Linked DNA regions of Homo sapiens: all the other regions are linked to region 1. The links are chromatin contacts, found by Hi-C or POLR2A ChIA-PET in ENCODE. All regions are on one chromosome and are shown on one strand. Each heading gives the region's core, a stretch centred on a gene start or an enhancer-like site at or near the end of the contact. The rest is flanking DNA. Distances are from core to core; before and after follow the strand shown.

The links. A loop is a pair of places that touch in the nucleus more often than their neighbours do. ChIA-PET counts read pairs that join two places held with the same protein, here RNA polymerase II (POLR2A). Pooled maps may share reads with other maps.
Region 2: a loop to region 1 is called in a pooled map, with 9 times the contacts of the local background. The contact joins the enhancer-like site here to the promoter of METTL16 in region 1. A Hi-C loop is called at or near these places in 6 of 50 pooled maps. POLR2A ChIA-PET finds 5 or more read pairs at or near these places in 2 of 52 experiments (activated CD8-positive, alpha-beta memory T cell and activated T-cell).
Region 3: a loop to region 1 is called in a pooled map, with 4 times the contacts of the local background. The contact joins the promoter of HIC1 here to the promoter of METTL16 in region 1. A Hi-C loop is called at or near these places in 7 of 50 pooled maps. POLR2A ChIA-PET finds 5 or more read pairs at or near these places in 2 of 52 experiments (BJ and activated B cell).
Region 4: a pooled map shows a loop between it and region 1 (4-fold over the local background). The contact joins the enhancer-like site here to the promoter of METTL16 in region 1. A Hi-C loop is called at or near these places in 7 of 50 pooled maps. POLR2A ChIA-PET finds 5 or more read pairs at or near these places in 5 of 52 experiments (CD4-positive, alpha-beta T cell, CD4-positive, alpha-beta memory T cell, CD8-positive, alpha-beta T cell and 2 more).
Region 5: a pooled map shows a loop between it and region 1 (4-fold over the local background). The contact joins the enhancer-like site here to the promoter of METTL16 in region 1. A Hi-C loop is called at or near these places in 6 of 50 pooled maps. POLR2A ChIA-PET finds 5 or more read pairs at or near these places in 2 of 52 experiments (activated CD8-positive, alpha-beta T cell and activated naive CD4-positive, alpha-beta T cell).

The regions. Positions count from the first base shown.
Region 1 is chr17:2,510,202-2,513,556 of GRCh38, reverse strand. It overlaps METTL16 (methyltransferase 16, RNA N6-adenosine), which reads left to right and starts at 1,669. Exons shown (of 10, transcript NM_024086.4): 1 at 1,669-1,798. RefSeq lists enhancers at 1,469-1,518, 1,589-1,798.
Region 2 is chr17:3,002,678-3,006,032 of GRCh38, reverse strand. RAP1GAP2 (RAP1 GTPase activating protein 2) reads right to left here. Exons shown (of 25, transcript NM_015085.5): 15 at 593-664; 16 at 1-78. Among named protein-coding and RNA genes, the nearest start is that of RAP1GAP2-AS1, 38 kb to the right of the region's middle. RefSeq lists enhancers at 2,065-2,114, 2,285-2,414, 3,325-3,355. Within about 2 kb of position 1,817, at least 37 of the 41 ENCODE cell types and tissues checked have a DNase peak (open chromatin) inside an H3K27ac peak, as active enhancers do.
Region 3 is chr17:2,053,501-2,056,855 of GRCh38, reverse strand. It overlaps HIC1 (HIC ZBTB transcriptional repressor 1), which reads right to left and starts at 1,753. Exons shown (of 2, transcript NM_006497.4): 1 at 1,618-1,753; 2 at 1-185. The coding sequence starts at 165. RefSeq lists silencers at 660-779, 830-1,239, 1,280-1,329, 1,470-1,969, 2,720-3,189 and 1 more.
Region 4 is chr17:2,812,752-2,816,106 of GRCh38, reverse strand. All of the region lies in intron 2 of RAP1GAP2 (RAP1 GTPase activating protein 2), which reads right to left. Among named protein-coding and RNA genes, the nearest start is that of RAP1GAP2, 18 kb to the right of the region's middle. Within about 2 kb of position 1,371, at least 10 of the 41 ENCODE cell types and tissues checked have a DNase peak (open chromatin) inside an H3K27ac peak, as active enhancers do; they include CD4-positive, alpha-beta T cell, CD8-positive, alpha-beta T cell and OCI-LY7, where a contact is called at or near this core.
Region 5 is chr17:2,213,859-2,217,213 of GRCh38, reverse strand. All of the region lies in intron 10 of SMG6 (SMG6 nonsense mediated mRNA decay factor), which reads left to right. Among named protein-coding and RNA genes, the nearest start is that of SMG6, 88 kb to the left of the region's middle. RefSeq lists enhancers at 842-1,051, 1,414-2,262, 2,617-3,355 and a silencer at 1,362-1,411. Within about 2 kb of position 1,518, at least 33 of the 41 ENCODE cell types and tissues checked have a DNase peak (open chromatin) inside an H3K27ac peak, as active enhancers do.

The DNA.
Region 1 (3,355 bases), core at 420-2,919:
CAACCAAAGATGGAAAACTTTCTGTGGTAATATGTTACATTGGTTGCTGAAATGAACCATGCCTTCCAGTATTGGAAGGGACCCTGGCATAGTCCCCTCCCCTTGAATTGGGGCTAGCCCTTCTACTTGCTTTAACCAAGAATATAGCCAAGGTGCTAGTTCTGCACCTACGCTTTAAGAAGGCCTGGCAGCTTCCACTTTTGCCCTTTTGGGAGCCCCGAGCCAACATGTAAGAAGTATTCTGGCGGGGCACGATGGCTCATGCCTGTAATCTCAGTACTTTGGGAGGCCGAGGCGGGTGGATCATCTGAGGTCAGGAGTTTGAGACCAGCCTGGCCAACAGGATGAAACCCCGTCTCTACTAAAAATACAAAAAATTAGCTGGGCATGGTGGCGGGCGCCTGTAATCTCAGCTACTCAGCTACTTGGGAGGCTGAGGCAAGAAAATCGCTTGAACCCAGGAGGCAGAGGTTGCATGCAGTGAGCCGAGATGGCGCCATTGCACTCCAGCCTGGGCAATAAGAAACTCCATCTCGGGGGAAAAAAAAAATGTCATCCTACTCTGCTAGACAAATTACATGGAAAGGCCACGTGGACAGGGAGAGAACTTGGACTACAGGGAGAGAGACCCAGTTCTTTCAGCGGAACCAGCCCCCACTTGTTGCTATGACCACTGGCAAGACCAGCAGAACGGGTGGGCTAATCCCAGCCCAGATTGCAGAACTGTGAGCAAGTAAAATGGTGGTTGTTTTAAGTCTTACGTTTTGGGGCGGTTTGTTACACAACAGATTATGAAAACACCTCCTCAGCTTTCCTTGGGTGACTACTGGTACTCACTTGTGTATAAGTCTCCATTCCTTAATCCTTACTATCTCCCAATTTTATGGTAATAGTTTGCCAGAAGCGTTCACATTAACGACGAGGACGTAGGCAGGCCCCCCCTTTTTTTTTTTTTTTTGAGACAGAGTCTTGCTCTTTCGCTCAGGCTGGAGTGCAGTGGTGCGATCTTGGCTCACTGCAACCTCCGCTTCCCGGATTCAAGCGATTCTCCTGCCTCAGCCTCCCGAGTAGCTGGGATTACAGGCGCCCGCCACCACGCCCGGCTAATTTTTGTATTTTTAGTAGAGACGGGGTTTCACCATGTTGTCCAGGCTGGTCTTGAACTCCTGACCTCAGGTGATCTGCCCGCCTCAGCCTCCCAAAGTGCTGGGATTACAAGCGTGAGCCGCCGCGTCCGGCCGGATCCTCAGTTCTTTCGCTGTAAACGAGAGTACTCTTCCCCAACCCACAGGCTTATATCTCTTACAATTCAGTGAGTGAGACATCGGCTGAGGACACACCTGTTGCACAAAAAGGGCTCACTGCACGCCATCACACCCAAGTCTCGTACCCTCATCTTCATAACCTGCCCAATCCCAGTGAGTGTGAGAGGTAAGTCTGCAGCAGGGCCCGGAAAACTTGTTTCTTTTTCTTTTAAATAAGTTTTCTCGCGAATTCGAACGCATGTCCTCCTCCTGCCATACCTCAAAGGACTCCGCTCGTCACCACGCCCCCGCGCCTTCTGTTAGGAGCAGCAAACCCCAGGTGTCGCGAGGGTTTCTTCTTTCTTCAAGATCAGCCACAGGTCGCGCGAGAGGGATGTGTCCAATCACGAGGCTAGATGGCTTCACAAGATGGCGGCGCGCTGGGAGCGTATCATCTGCGTTTCTAGGAGCTTCGCTATGCGGCTGCTTTAAGATTCTAGGGTTGTACAGGCCCACGCCAGACACGACGTCTGGCAGGAACCTCGGCCTCAGAGGTGGGTCACTTATATCTCTCACGCAGATTTACTATCATGGGTCACTTAACCCGTGGATCACACGGGTTCCTCATTCTTGAGTTTTGGGCTAGTGAGGTGCCGACTTCGGGGTCTAGGAGGGGAGACCTGATGTGGCTGTGTGTGCGCACGCGGGGGTGTTGAGAGTGGATGAGTGGGAGGAGTTGGCGAATAGAATAGAGACTAGGACTGAAGTAGGAAAGACTCCCCGGTGTTTAGGAGGTTTAGAGAGATCCAAAACTGAGGCGGGAAGACAAACTGAGCTGATAAAATGAGGGCATGGAAAGAACGGCAGTGGCAGGACTAGTGGGAAACGTCGGATTTATGAGAGAAGGCGAAGAGAGAAGATGTAGATTGGTGTGGAAGTGGGAGGGATCTGTGCAGAAAGAATTTGAAGTTCTGAAATTGGAATTTAGACTGTTTTACAGGCTGTGTATCAAGAGAGTGGTAGTTGAAGAGGGTTAATGGTCAAGAGGAACCAAGGAAACAGAAGCATGGAGATGAGAAAGAAAAAAAAAAAAAGGGAAAGCCTCATTCTCAGGGTTCTACTATTAACTGTGGCTTTCTGGACTGACTCAAGTAACCGGGAAGAAAAGTTCCAGTCCATGGGCTGAGCTTTTTTTGAAACTCAGTGAGGGTGCTTTGTGTCGGTGGTCCAGACAGGGAAGAGTTCTATCGTGGTTTCAATCAACAAATACTTGAGTGCCTACTCTCTTAGGCCCTATTTTAGGCGTTGGGATATGCGGTGAACAAGACAGACAAAATATTTACCCTCTTGAAACTTACTGACGGGAGATTTTTTAAAGTAAGTAAAATATATGGAATGCCAGATGGGTAAATTCTGTGTAGAAAATTGAAGCTAGAGCCTGGGTAGCAAAGCCAGACTCCCTTTCTACAAAAAATGAAGTAAATTAACCAGGTGCAGTGCTCTGTACCTGTAGTCCCAGCTGCTTGGGAGGCTCAGGCGGGAGGATTGCTTGATCTCAGGAGTTGGAGGCTGCAGGGAGCTATGATTCCATCATTGCACTCTGGGCAACAGAATGGAAGACCTTGTCTCAACAAGAAGAAAAAAAAAAGAATTGATGCCCAGTTAAACTCTGAAGAATAGGTTATATTTAGCTAAGAACTCATTGCCTATATTGGGAGGTTAGTTAGAAAAGAAGTGGTTGTATTTACTCATTCTGTATCTGTTCTGACCAGAAAAGTTGAATAATGTAGGAAATGAATCGAATCTGCCATGTCTGTAATTTAATTTGTTTCACATATATTCAGAGTATTATGTTGTGTGTGCACTGATGTCAGCTATGTAGTCTGTAGAATTTTCCTTAATGTGTGGCAGAGCCCTAACATGCCACTGTCTCTTGAAGTCACTGTTAGGATATGGTGACTAAAGTCAGCAACAATGTATATTTCAAAATAGCTAGGAGAGGGCTTGAAATGTTACCAATACATAGATATAAAAAATACTCAAAGTGGTGAATACCCCATATACTCTGACTTGATCAGCACACATTCTATGCGTGGAACAAATACCGCATA
Region 2 (3,355 bases), core at 568-3,067, 490 kb before region 1:
TGCAAACTTGTCCGACTTGCAGCAGGCGTTCTCGGCATTGGTGAGCTTGGTGAGCAGAAACTCCCTGAATTCCGGGCCCTGGAAGAGACAAGACGGACCTCAGGTCTGTCACTCTCGGCTGTTGCCAGAAGGTCTTCAGCCACAGTGACAGGCAGGCAGAGCCGGGGCCATGGGGAGAACCCCTGAAAAGTCCCTTCCGACAGCGGATCATTTCTAGCCCAGGCCAAGCCCACTTGCAAATATCCCAACAAGGAAACCCGCTTCCCTGGTCCTGGGAAGCCACAGTGGCACTTCCACGACTGGAGCTCATTCCTGCCCAAGGCTCCTTGACCGGGGCTCAACATAAAAGCCCGTCTTTCAGCAGAAAAGCAACCCCAGTGTCAAACACCCTGACAAGTGGTCCTATGCTGGGCCAGACTGGCAGCATGAAAGAGGTGGGGAGAGACCCCAAGAAAGGAGGTTCCCCCCAAAACCTGCAAAAGGAGCTCCCTAATGTTCCCAGCCTGAATTTGGCTCCATCCCAACCATTGCTACTCAAGCACTGAGACCTGGCATCGTGGATGCGAGAGGGGCAGAAGGAAGAGTGTCCTACCTTCTGGAAAACGGGGGGACTGGGCAGAGGTGGACCAAAGGTGGGCACATCTTCCCGCGCAGTGACAGAGACCTGAGTGAAACAGAGTCATGGTACGGACCTGGAGGGAAGAGACGAGCGCTGCCCCTACGGGAGCCACGCTCCTTACAAAGCTACTCACCTTCTCCCTCCTCCTCTTCCCAGAACACAAACAAAATACTCCTGTGAGCATCGCCAGCACAGGCCCTGACCCTGTTCCTAGAAGTGGGGCCGGACGGTGTGGGGCCATCCGCAGCCTCTCATCTGCATTCCTGGAGGCCAGAAGCAGGTTTGGCAAGATGACTGGACAGGGCTGGGACCCTAATTTTAATGCCATACAAGTGCCCGGGAGATGGCATCTCGTGACCTCATTCGACCGTGACGCTAATCCTACTGAGAAGGCACAGGGAGAACTGTTCTCCCTGATGAGGAAACAGATGCCCAGAGACACACAGAGAAGCCCCCAAGTCCCACAGGTGATTAGCCGCAGAGGAACAGAGCATCCAGACCTCTCCCGACCCGTCTCTGGGGTTCTCTTCCCAAGCCTGACTCCTCAGCTCGGCCATAAATCAGAATTGCTTCAAAATTGCTTCAGGTGTTTAAAAATACAGACTGGGTTCATGGGCTCTGGCCTAAACCTGCCGAATCGGAAGGGTAGGGCCCCCCGGAAACTCTCGTGCAGCCGGTGGACCCGTGTTCGGGAGCCCTGGCCCCACACACGGGGTCAGCCAGTCCTAGGCCCAGGCTAGGAACTGAGGGTGGGGCGCGCACCTCTGGCACCCTGAGTGAGACTGAGCTTTAGAGTGACGGCCTCGAGGTTCGCTGCATGGGGGTCGCCCAGGCGTGGGACGGGCCCCACACCCCGCCTTCCCTCTGCACAGAGGTGCCCTGACTTCACCTATTCTCAGCCCACGAGGCTGTGAGGCTCTCGGGAGACTGCCCTCCCTTCCCTACACAGCCGCTGACGTGAGCCCAGCCCTGGCGTGCTGCCAGCCTCCCCGGCCTGTGAAGTGGAGCAGATGCAGAGTCTGCCAGGCCGGGTGAGCAGGCAGCTGGGCACCGAGCCAAGGAAAGGCCCTGCCAGAGTCCGGAGGGGAAACGGAGCGGGAGAGAGCTGGTCAATACGGGCTTTCTCTTCTCAAGCTCCAGGCTGTCTGCCCAGCCCAAACTGCAGTGCCCCGAGTCAGGAAATGGTGCGCGTTCGGCTGACGTGATTTCTGGCTGGGCTCCAGCAGCTGAACCCGGTTCCCTACCACCACCCACCAGGCACCGGTGGCCCAGGTCAAGAATTCAGTCACAGAGCCAGAATCAGGGGTGGGGGTGTGGGAAGGCTATGGGGAGACTGCAGACCGTGGGCACCTGGGACAGAGGCCAGAGGGCAGCCCCAGCTCTGCCCTTCCCACCCCACTCCCCCTCCTCCTCCAGCCTGCATTAGAGTGGTCTGTGCCGACCGTGTAAGTGGCTTCAGACACATCCTCAAGTCCATCCAACCCTCCAGCTGGACAGTCCCACAGCAGAGCCCTGTGGGCCACACGGAGGACAGGGCCCTTCCTTGCGACGTGCGTTCACCTTCCATCCTCATTGTGCGCCTCTCTTGACCCCATTCCAACCAGGCGGCCAGGCCTTTGTTGTTCCCCCCTCTTGGGGACATCTGGGTCACTGGACTGAAAGCAGAAGTTGCCTGAACACAGCCCCACCTTCCTGTTTTCTAAATGCAGCGAGGGCCTCCAGCGAGGGCTTGGAGGGAGGGAGAGAGGCAGATGCAGGTGACTCTGGGGAAGGGACCTGCATGGCTGGAAGGAGGAAGGAGCTTGGTGTGGGTCATGAGGATGCACTGGGAACCTCAGAAAGCTTCAAACGTGACAAAGGCCCCACGCCCAAGAGTGGCCTGGGAGCCGCGGTGGCACACAGAGCATCGTCCGAGCAACAGACAAGTCGTGACGGGAAACGGGGAGGGGGCTACAAAGACAGGGCCCTCCCCGGCGGTGGGCTTCACCTGAGATTCCTGACACCTTTGAGGACTTCCGGAGAGGGAGGCAGGGATAGGGGGGAGGGAAAGGGGTAGTCCTGGTGATGGCTGAGCTGGACTTTCCTTCCAAGCAGGCAGGATGAGGACTACACTCATTTCTGAAAAATAATCCAGAGTGATGCTTCGTGCACACCCGACTCCGTGGAGCCAATTTCTCGCCTGCTCTGATGGCTCAATGACCAAGACCGCAAGCAGACCCAGACAGGACCTCAGCCACAGCTCCCTGGCTCTGTGGCCTCAGGCCTTAAGTGGGTTCAGCTCTCAGCTTCCATTTCCTCCCTCTAGCGAGAGGTCTTGTCTCACCAGGGGCTTGTCAGGATTCAAGACTGTGCGTCTAAGGACCCAGCACCGTGCCTGGCATGAGCAAGCAGCTGGTAAGGGGTAACCACTGTCGCCCAGTGGCCTTTTCACTTCCCCTGCTGACCTGCACCCAGTAAAGGGCTCCTGAAATAGAGTTTCCCCAAAGCACCTTGCAACCCACCACACACACACACACCCAAGCACGCCTCCTTCCCTCCCGCAGGATGTCAGGGCTAGCAGCCTGCAGGTGTCTAATCCAACTTCCTCATTTCACACAGACAAAACTAGAGGCCCAGAGAGGGAAGGAACAAGGTCACGCAGCAGAGGCAGTGCCAGGACCAGAACCCCAGGCAGCCCGGCCCCTCCGTGGACAGAAGAGGACCCCTTCCTGCACACACCCAACCCTGTCCCTCCTT
Region 3 (3,355 bases), core at 504-3,003, 460 kb after region 1:
GGACTTGAGGTAGGCGCTGCTGGCCGCCAGCACGTTCTTGTGCGCGCGGAAGAGGGCGTTCTGCACCACGATGATCACGTCGCACAAGAAGCCCTTGGTGCGCTGGTTGTTGAGCTGCAGCAGCAGCTGCCTGGAGTGGCCGGGCGCCTCCATCGTGTCCAGCATCGTCTGCCCAGCACACTCTCCTGCGGGGACACACACCGGCCGGGTGAGAGCCGTGCGGCGCCCTGGCCGCCTGGCCCCAGCCCGGCACTTCTCCCCTCCACTTCCCCTTCCCTCAGCTGAGCGGGGGCATCAGCCCTGCGGCCTGGGCACCGGCGAAGGACCGGCTGCCCTCTGGAGTGGGAGCCCAGGCCGGCCCGCCCGGACCAGGAGAAGGAGCAGGAGGTGAGCGGCCGCCGGTGGAGGGGAGGCCAGGGCGGCCTGCACGCCCCAGGGCACCTGGCTGGGTGCTGGGGCTTCCGAGAAGAAAACTGTTCAGGCGCAGTGACCCTTTTGGAGACAGTTACCCGATTTAAGTAAAATGTCCGCTTCAGGAAAAGTCATTCAGGGCGGAGAACTTTACCCAAGTAGGGAGAAAGGGAGCCGAGGAACCAGCGCCTCCCGCCTCGGGAGAAGTTGCCCCAGTTGGGGGAAGTGATACGGAGGAGGGGAGCGCGGTGCCCGCCCTGGCGCCGCCCTGGCCGGGGGCTGTCAACCCTCGGTCGGGGCCCGGGCGGCGGCCGCGCGGGGAGCGGAGGCAGCGGCTGCCGTGGCGGGCAGAGCGCGAAGGCCGGGCCCGGCGCGGGGAGGGCGTTATATCGGGGCAGGAGGCTGAGGCAGGAAGCAGGTGGGGGGGAGGGGGGAGCCACGCAGCTCCCAGGGGAGGGAGGGGGCAGCGCCCCGGGCGGGCACGGCGCACAGCCGGCTGCGGCCCTGACCCGGGCCTGCGCCCCACCCGCGTCCCGGCCTCGGCCTGGGCCCTACACGCGCGGGCCCGGCGCCTCCCTCCGCGGCTCCCCCGGCCCCTTCTCCCCCGGAACTCCGCCGCCCCAAACTTGGGGAAAAGTTTTCCAACTGCAGACAGGGCGGGAGGAGTGCGCCGGCCCCAGGCCCTCGGCTCGCAGCTCTTCCTCGCGGCCCCCAAATCCGGCGGCAGAGCCCGGAGCCGAGCCCTGAGCTCCCCTGCCCGCTGCTCGCCCGCCCGACCCCGTTCCCCTCCTGGCCCGCGGGGCCCCGCGGCCCGTTACCTGCGGTCCCGGCGGGCCGGGCTCCCCTCCCCGCGGCGGTGGCAGCTCTTAGCCGATGCCCCACCCGCCGCTGCCAGGCCCCGAGCTGTGCCAGGGCAGCGCCCCTGCCAGCCCCGCCCGCCAGCTCCCCTTCCCTTCCCTTCCCCTCGCCTCTCCAGCCCATGTGCGGGCAGAGCCGGCCCCGGGCCGCTGACCCCGCCGTGAACCCGGCGCGGAGCCGCGGCCCGGTGGTCCTGAGTCCGAAAGGGACGACACCCGGAGCCCTGAACGCCAGCCGCCAGCCGCGATGGGGCACCCGCGCCAGAAGATGCACCCGAGGCGGCCGACGCACGAGGACCGGGCTGTCCCGGGTCCCCCGTCCCTCCCGGTCCCCGGCTCGAGGACCCACCTGGGGGGCATGTCGAAAGCCCCGGGCCCGGCTGACGGCGGATCCAGGGGGGACGTGGCTGCGCTGCCCTCCGCCCGCCGGGCCCCCGGTCGGTCTGTCCTGCTGGTCCGTCCTCCCCGCGTCCTGGTCGCGTCTCAGCCCCGCCGCGCTTTCCGCACACTCTTATCTGGAGCGGCCCGGGCCGGCGGGCGCTGCTGCGGCTATGGCGCCACCTCGCGGGCGCGCAGGGCTCTGCGCGGCAGGCCGCTGCCTTCCTCCCGCGCACCTGAGCTGGAGGCGCACAGATGCTGAGCCCGCGGGGAGGGGCCCACCCTACCCGCAGGTTCGCCCTCCCACCTGTACCCACCTGGGACCCCGACCCCGGACACGCGAGTCCCAGAAACCCTGGGGCTTTGAGCTGAGCGCTCCCATGTACGTATTTCTAGGCACACAGCCCCAGTTCGGAAAAGTCCTGCCCGCGAGCACGGGACTCGGGTGGTGGGGGAGAGGTTATCCTGCGCAGGAGTAGCCGAGCTCTCCTGGAACTCCCCGTAGACATTACTGTACGGCACTGTCCACTTGGACGCACTCCCCAACACACCCACCCTCACTCAGGCGCATGGATTCGGTGTGCGCGGCATAAACTGATTTGTCCCCAGCCCTATCCAGGCACTGATACTAACAGGCGCTCATGTTTCCAGAAGCACACCCGCCCCTTCCCGCAGCCCTAGCGCTCTGGGATACTCCAGGGGCAGCCACGTAGGGCCCTCCGGGAACCTGGGCAGAGGTGTTACCCACACAGCCCGCCCTGAACTTTCGGGTCTCCTAAAGGAACCCACGACGAGTCATCAGGGCGACTGGAAGTGGCTGGACAGCGCCTCCGGGGGGTCCAAAGAAGTAACCATGGGGCCCTAGAATCCCCCTGTACGCCGTTTTGAAGAATCCCGCGTGGACTTCTTCTCCAACCCACCCGCCCGAAGGAAACAACAGGGGCGCCTGCGGCTGGGACCCCGCAAGGTCCCGCGCCCCACGTGAAGGTCAGGTTTGTGTGGGTGACGTCTCTTCTGGGAGAAAGGGGACCCCGCACTGTCGCGCCGCTGCTCGCAGTACTACTCCGGAAGTGGCCCCGTGCAGCCCCGCCGCGCACCAAGCCTCCTGCGAACGCCGGATCTCCGCGGCCCACGCTCCGCCTCCGCCCCGCACCTCCTGACCCCCGCCCACACACGGCGTGGAGCGGGGGGGGGGGGGGTCCCCGAGAACTCCGCCGCTTCCGATTGGCTGCGCCTCCCTCCACCGCGGAGCGCGAGGGGCTGGGGCGCTGCGTTACCATGGCAACCGGTGAGGTGCGCCCAGATCCTGTCCCTCCGAGGCCTTGGAGAGCTTAGCAACCGCGCTCGCCGCCCCCCGCGCTGTCCTCTGGCCCCCATGGCCCCGCCAGAGGTACCGGCTGAGTCACCGGGCGAGGGGCAGCGGGCGCGGCTACCAGCGGCCCCCGAGCGACACCAAGGTCTCGGGCGCCCCCCGGAGGCTCCCTTTGCTGCGCAGGCGACTTCACGGCTTCGGTGCCTGGCGGAGGCTTCGGTCCAAACGAGTCCGCCTGATTCCCGCCGCTGCCTGAGTCCGCCCCATGTTCTGGATCCATCTTACCCACTCCCTCTCCCATGTCTCCCCATAGCATCCTCACTTTAGAAGCAGTGAGGTCCCAAAGAGGAAAACGGAGGCCTCCGGAGCTGCCGGTCTCTAGGGAAGGCGGACCCCG
Region 4 (3,355 bases), core at 122-2,621, 300 kb before region 1:
TGCTATGGAAACAAGGGGCACCTTGGGCTCCCAGAGCTCAGCCCAGGTGCTGCTAACTCAAGGAATAAGGTCAGAGTGTGAATCAAATAAAAACCCGCTTGTCTGGGCCTTGTGTACACACACGTCTGCCCTTCTGACCACGTCCAGCCAGTGACTGCGTCCACGCATGTACCACAGGGATGCTCTGTCCTCAGCAGGGAGGCCTGGGTCCCGGTACACAATGCTCAGTGTGCCTGCGTAGGTACGCCTGCAGGCACGAGGGCACATCGCACAGTTACACGTGTGTGACCGCACAGCCCAGGACTGTTGTTAATATCGGAAATGGGGCCGGGTGCGGTGGCTCGCGCCTGTAATCCCAGCACTTTGGGAGGCCAAGGTGGGCGGATCACCTGAGGTCAGGAGTTCAAGACCAGCCTGGTCAACGTGGTGAAACCCCATCTCTACTAAAAATACAAAAATTAGCTGGGCGTGGTGGTGCGCGCCTGTAATCCCAGCTACTCAAGAGGCTGAGACAGGAGAATCGCTTGAACCGGGGAGGTGGAGGTTGCAGTGAGCTGAGATTATGCCACTGCAATCCAGCCTGGGTGACAAAGCGAGACTCTGTCTCAATAATAATAATAATAATAATAATAATAATAATAATAATAATATCAGAGATGTTAAGGCAGGTTACATGTGTTGAGCACTAGGTACCAGGCACTCTGTTCCCATTTCACCTGGATAATCTCATTTAAGCCTCACAACAAGCGCACCCACGTGCAGGTACTGTTATTATCCTCAGACAAAGAAACTGGGGCACAGAGAGGTTGCGCAGCCTGCCCCAGGTCACCCAGAGTACGTGAACCTGACTGCTGGAGCCGCACTGTGGGGGAAAGTGCTTTAAACGGCACTGGTTCCCGTGCAGCTGTGAAGCCAGCTGCCTCATCAGCAGCACCTCAGCGCTGGTAACACACAGGTTTCCTGGGCCCCACCCAGGCTGATGAGGCAGAATCCCCAAGCCCCAGGGTGGGGTCCGGAAGCTGCATTTTAACGAGGTCCCCTAGGTGATTCTGTACTGCAGCCAGGGTGGGCAGCCATGGGTCCAGCCTACGTTCAGCTGCCTGACAGGGTTGAACAGGGCATGGCAGGGTGGGACAGGGGCTGTCCCTCCCAAGTCCCGTTCCCGAGCTCGTAGAACAAAGCTCCTCAATTCCACGGGGCGTCTGCTGGTGGCAAAGCACCGAAGAAAGGGGCAATGGCTGCCGTCAACCCTCCCCCCCAACACCCCAGGGCAGGGCTACAAAAGTCAGTTATGTGGCTTTGTGGTCTGCCAGGCACGGATTTCCGCCCACTCCACCCTCTCAGAATGAGCTGGGTGTTGGGGTTGGGGGGGGTGGTACCACACTGCGGTAACCTACTGGTTCACAGCTCAACCCAAGGTAGGGAGGGGACAGCCACCTCACCTGGGTAACAAACAGTGAGACAGCCCGAGCTGGGCACGCTAGAGGCTCCCACGGTCTCAGACCCCAAGTGGGGAGGAACTCAGACAGAAACCACCAGATCCCCACGGCGCGGGAGGAGCTGCATGTGACCTGAGGTTCCGGCTGCCCCAGGGGCACAAGGAAGAGAGCCTTCCATGCCGATGGGGAAGGGGCTGTGCGTGGAGGAAGCTGCATGGAAGCTGGCCCTGGAAGGACGGGCAGGTTGTGACCCTGATGCTGACAGGGAAGGGGCAGCAAAGGCATGTTCCCTGTGGGCAGAGCAGCACAGCCACAGGCGAAAGTGCCCAGCCACACACAGCAAGTTCCACCCTCGGGCTGCAGCTGAAGATCAAGAGGAGGCACGATTGTGAGAAAACAAAACCAGAACTGACAGAGGCACAGAGAGGTTAAGTAACTTGTCCAAGGTCACCCAGCTGGTAGAGTCAGGATTTAAACAGAGGCTGCCTGACTGCCAAGCCCACAAATCAATCAGTAAGCTGGGGTCCCCACTTGGTGTCCTTTGCCCCTTTTCTTCTGTGAATATTTGAGAATGCTGTCAAGGTGAACCTACTAGGCCTAGAACAGTAGTTTTCAACGGAGTCGGGGAGATTTTATACCACTGCCCCAGAAATAGAGCAACGTCTGGAGACATTTTCTTTTTTTCTTTTCTTTTTTCTTTTTTTTGAGATGGAGTCTCACTCTGTTGCCCAGGCTAGAGTGCAATGGTGCGATCTCGGCTCACTGCAACCTCCGCCTCCCGGGTTTAAGTGATTCTCCTGCCTCAGCCTCCCGAGTAGCTACGATTACAGGCACGTGCCACCATGCCCGGCTAATTTTTTGTACTTTTTTAGTAGAGACAGGGTTTCACCATGTTGGCCCGGCTGGTCTCGACGAACTCCTGACCTCAGGTGATCCACCTGCCTGGGCCTCCCAAAGTGCTGGGATTTGTGAGCCACCATGCCTGGCCTGGAGACATTTTCATTATCACAGTGAGGGGTGGGTTGTGGGCATCTTGTGGATACAGGCTAGAGAGGCTGCGCAACACCCTACAACGCACAGGATGGCACCGTAAAACAAAGAGTCAGCCAGCCTCAAATGTTACCAGAAGCCCTGGCCCAGAGGGCTCACGCCCACCAGGAGCCCATTTTAACATCCAGCCTGACCTGAGTCATTGCCCAACCACTGACGGTCACCACACTTGTGTATCCCTTGGGGAAGTGCTTCCCAGGTTTGGCTGCCTATTGGAATGAACGGGGGATCTTTTAAAAGTATAGTTGGGCACCGCAGCTCACGCCTGTATTCCCAGCACTTTGGGAGGCTGAAGCAGGCAGATCACGAGGTCAGGAGTTCGAGGTCAGCCTGGCCAACATGGCTACTAAACCCCATCTCTACTAAAGATACAAAACATTATCTGGGCATGGTGGCATGCACCTGTAATCCCAGCTACTCAGGAGACGGAGGCAGGAGAAATCGCTTGAACCTGGGAGGCGGAGGTTGCAGTGAGCCAAGATTGCACCACTGCACTCCAGCCTGGGCGACAGGGCGAGACTCCATCTCAAAAAAAAAAAAAAGTACTGATGCTGGGTTCTACCCTCCGACATTCAGATTTAATTGGAACTGGGTACAACCTGGGCATCAGAATTTTTTTTTTTTTTTGAGACGGAGTTTCACTCTTGTTACCCAGGCTAGAGTGCAATGGTGCGATCTCGGCTCACTGCAACTTCCATCTCCCGGGTTCAAGCGATTCTCCTGCCTCAGCCTCCTGAGTAGCTAGGATTACAGGGAACCACCACCACGCCTGGCTAGTTTTTGTATTTTTAGTAGAGACAGGGTTTCATTATATTGGTCAGGCTGGTCTCGAACTTCTGACCTCAGGTGATCCACCCACCTCGGCC
Region 5 (3,355 bases), core at 269-2,768, 300 kb after region 1:
TTATAATGATAAAAAGAAATATTTGAAATTAGATAAAACTAGGTTCTAATTCTGATTGTTTACTTGCTGTGTTATGCAAATTACTTAACCATTTCCAAACCTGTTTCTACGTCCAGTACCTTGTGGATGGAATACATTTAATAAATGTTTGTTGAATTAAACTTTCCTGCCATAATGTGTTCGCCACTGATTGCCAGTGTTTCTCCCCTTCCCATAAAGGAAGATTCTGTTTCTTATTTTGAACTTGAATTTCAAAAGAAGCAACTTAGGTTTTGAGGGTATACCAGTTGTCTTGTTTTTTTTTGACATTTTGACATTACTGATTCTTCTAACTCTTCCTGCATTCCAGAAGAACTAACAACCTCATAGATCAATTAGGGAATATTTAGCTCATCTTGAAAATGGAATTATTTTAGCTTCATAAAATGCATAAATCCCTCAACTAGAGTATGTCTCCATGGGGACAAGAGACTATATAATATTTTAGCAAATTCCTAACAATGTTCAAGGCTAACTCCAAAATTAGATGCTTATTCTCACAAAAAAGGGCCAGAAATTTTGAAAAAGTTAGGTGCCTAATCAGTGATTGATTGATTGATTTTCTAAGGTCTGAAAATGTATAAAGAGTTTAGGCAAATAAGAAATTAACAGATTGTTGATTTAAAAAAATTATGTCTTATAGGTAAGTATTTGTGCCTTGCAAAATGTTAATACCTTAGAATTATATTTTTAAAAAATTCTGTAAGACTTCCATGATGATGAAGTCATCAGAATCCCTTTGAGATGGTAATGTTACAGTAGACTGCTTTGAGAAATCACGGTTTAAATCTTCAGCCTACTTTTTCCCCCCCTTTTCTTAGCCCCAAACTGTGGGGACCTCTCTCTCTCCCTCTGAAGACAGTAGAAAGCCAAATCTGTAAAAAAAATTCCTATTACCTCACTAATGCTCTTGACCCCATTCCTTGGATACCTTGGTTGGTCCCTTCCAAGGGAGATTGGGGTAGCTGCTTTACCATCGTGGTACCTGCCATCTGAGTTTCCACCTTGCCCGAGATCCCTGAAGGCCAAAAATTTCTGCCTACTGGGAAGAGGCAGAAATACCTCTATGTGTGCGCTGTTTCTTTAAAAGAAAGTGTAGCGGAAGTGATGCTGCGGGGAACATCTGCACTCAGGGCTGAGGGAGAGCGCGAGATGCACTGCAGCTGGTGTAAGGCCCTGGCAGGCTGAGGCGCTGCTGTCTATAGGGGTTTACTTCTGTCTGCATTGAAACATGGCTTGGGAAGGGGTTGGTGGCCTGCTGCCAGCCTCGGTTAGCCTGCCCTTCTCTTTCCTCTTTCCTCCTCGCCGCCCCCCACCCACCCTCACTCCCCTCCCTCATGCTTTAAAGTCGCATTTCCAGGCCAGACGTAGAATTAATCTCTGGGCACTTCACATTGCTGGCAGCTGAAAGCAGGATGTGGGATCTTTTTTTCTCTCTCTTTCTCTCTCTGCGTCTTGGCTGACTTTTTTACCTCTCGAAGAATTTGGAAGGCCGTGAGATCCCCCCCCACACACACAAGTACTGTGGAGTTTTTCAGCACGCTGATCACCCTGCTGCGGCTTCACCCTAATAGACTTCATATGTTGATGCAGTTGACATCAGTATCAAACTATTTTACATGTGATCTGGTGTATTTCCTGAGGAAATCTGCAAGATATTTATTAAGAACTAATAAAATAAACCTCTCCATGAGTTTTTAGGTAGTTTTCAATTTTTCATGTCTGTCTCGTTTCCTCTTATCAATGAGTTGCTATTTTCTCTCTCTACTCTGACCATCGCAAAAGGAAACAAAAATAAATGTTTTAAACTGTTCCTGAAGGGACAGAGAGAGAATAGTTCTGCCATGATGTATCAGCCGGGACTGTATTTTTAGTGCAGCATTGTAGAAACTAAAAATATCCTGTTATAGTAGATCCTTTTTATAGGTCTGTGTGTGTGTGTGCGCGCGCGTGTGTGTGTGTTTATAATGTACGCACAAGTGCCTTTGTGCATCAGCAGCCACTCTTCACATTACAGCTGGACTCCATTAGTCCTTGAAAATTAATGTAATCCTAGTTAAGAAAAAAATTAATTACTGTACCAGAGCTGTGTTTTATCCAAAGCTAGTGTTAGCTCCCTAGCTGGCAGCTTAGTTTGAGAGGCTCCAGGGCCCCGTGGAGTTGTGGCTTTGGTATCGCAGCATTGGCTGCTGTGTTTTTCCTGTCGAGAGCATTCCTCAGTTCTTTAGGGCTAGACATGTGGCATGCAGAAAGTAACCACAGACCCCTCTGCCTCAGTGAAATATTATGTTCCAGTCTGGTCATCCCCCAAAATGGTGTCCGTCACAGGTTTCACTCACCTGCCATAGCAGGTTTTCTTATCAGGTTTCTTTCCAAGAGAGCTACTTCGACAGCGGTATCTCTGTTCATGTTCTTGAGAGGAGAAATAACATTTATCAAAGTCCAGGAGACACATGGAATTTAACCGGGAGGATTTTGCATGGACAATTAAGAATGACAGTCACATTTTGCCCTTACTTTTTGTTTAAGGATTTGACTAGTTTGTTTAATATACACCTTTTATTATAAATGAGTGTGTCAGCGTTGACTGCCGGTTTCTAGTCAGACTTCTCAGCACCAGCCCTGGGTGAGGGGCTGACTGGCTCAGCATGTGAGTAACGTCTCCAGCTTTGTCATCAGTGTTCTGGGAAGAGATACGGGGCACAGCCGAGAAGCCGTTGCCGTCCACCTCGCCTTCACTCTGCAGCTCTTGTGCAATTGCCTGCTCTGTTGTTGTTTGTTTTTCTTCTTCGGGAGCCTGGATTGGGGTGGGGGGGATTGAGAGTGGGGTAGGTAGGAAGATTGCTGTTTCTTTGCTGGTCAGACTCTCCAGGCTCTCTGCGGAGAGTCCAGGCAGGATCTGTCTGACTTGGATTGCAGTTCTCTTTTTCTGCTGAGCTGGGGTGTGGGCAGCCTAGGCCTGTGTAACTCGTGACAGGCCTCCCAAAGTGCCATGATGGCATGGATCCTCGTGGAGCTGTTGAGAACAAAAACAGGGTTAGTGACCTTTTGTTTCTTTTTGGGCATGGGTTCTGAGACTTATCTCTGGGCCTTATGTTCCTGCTAGTGACTCTAGGTCCCCCGGTCCTCTCCCCATCATCCCCTGGCTGACAAATGGTTGAACTCTCAGCTTCCTGTACTTGATCCCCAAACAGTGTAGTTCAGTAAAAGTAGTAATTAGGGCTTTTACAAATTTATTTTATTAGTGAAGAGAGTTGGTAGGTAATGGGCTGTAATTCTAACACAGCCAGTTTGGAGATTAATAAAAAATTTTAAA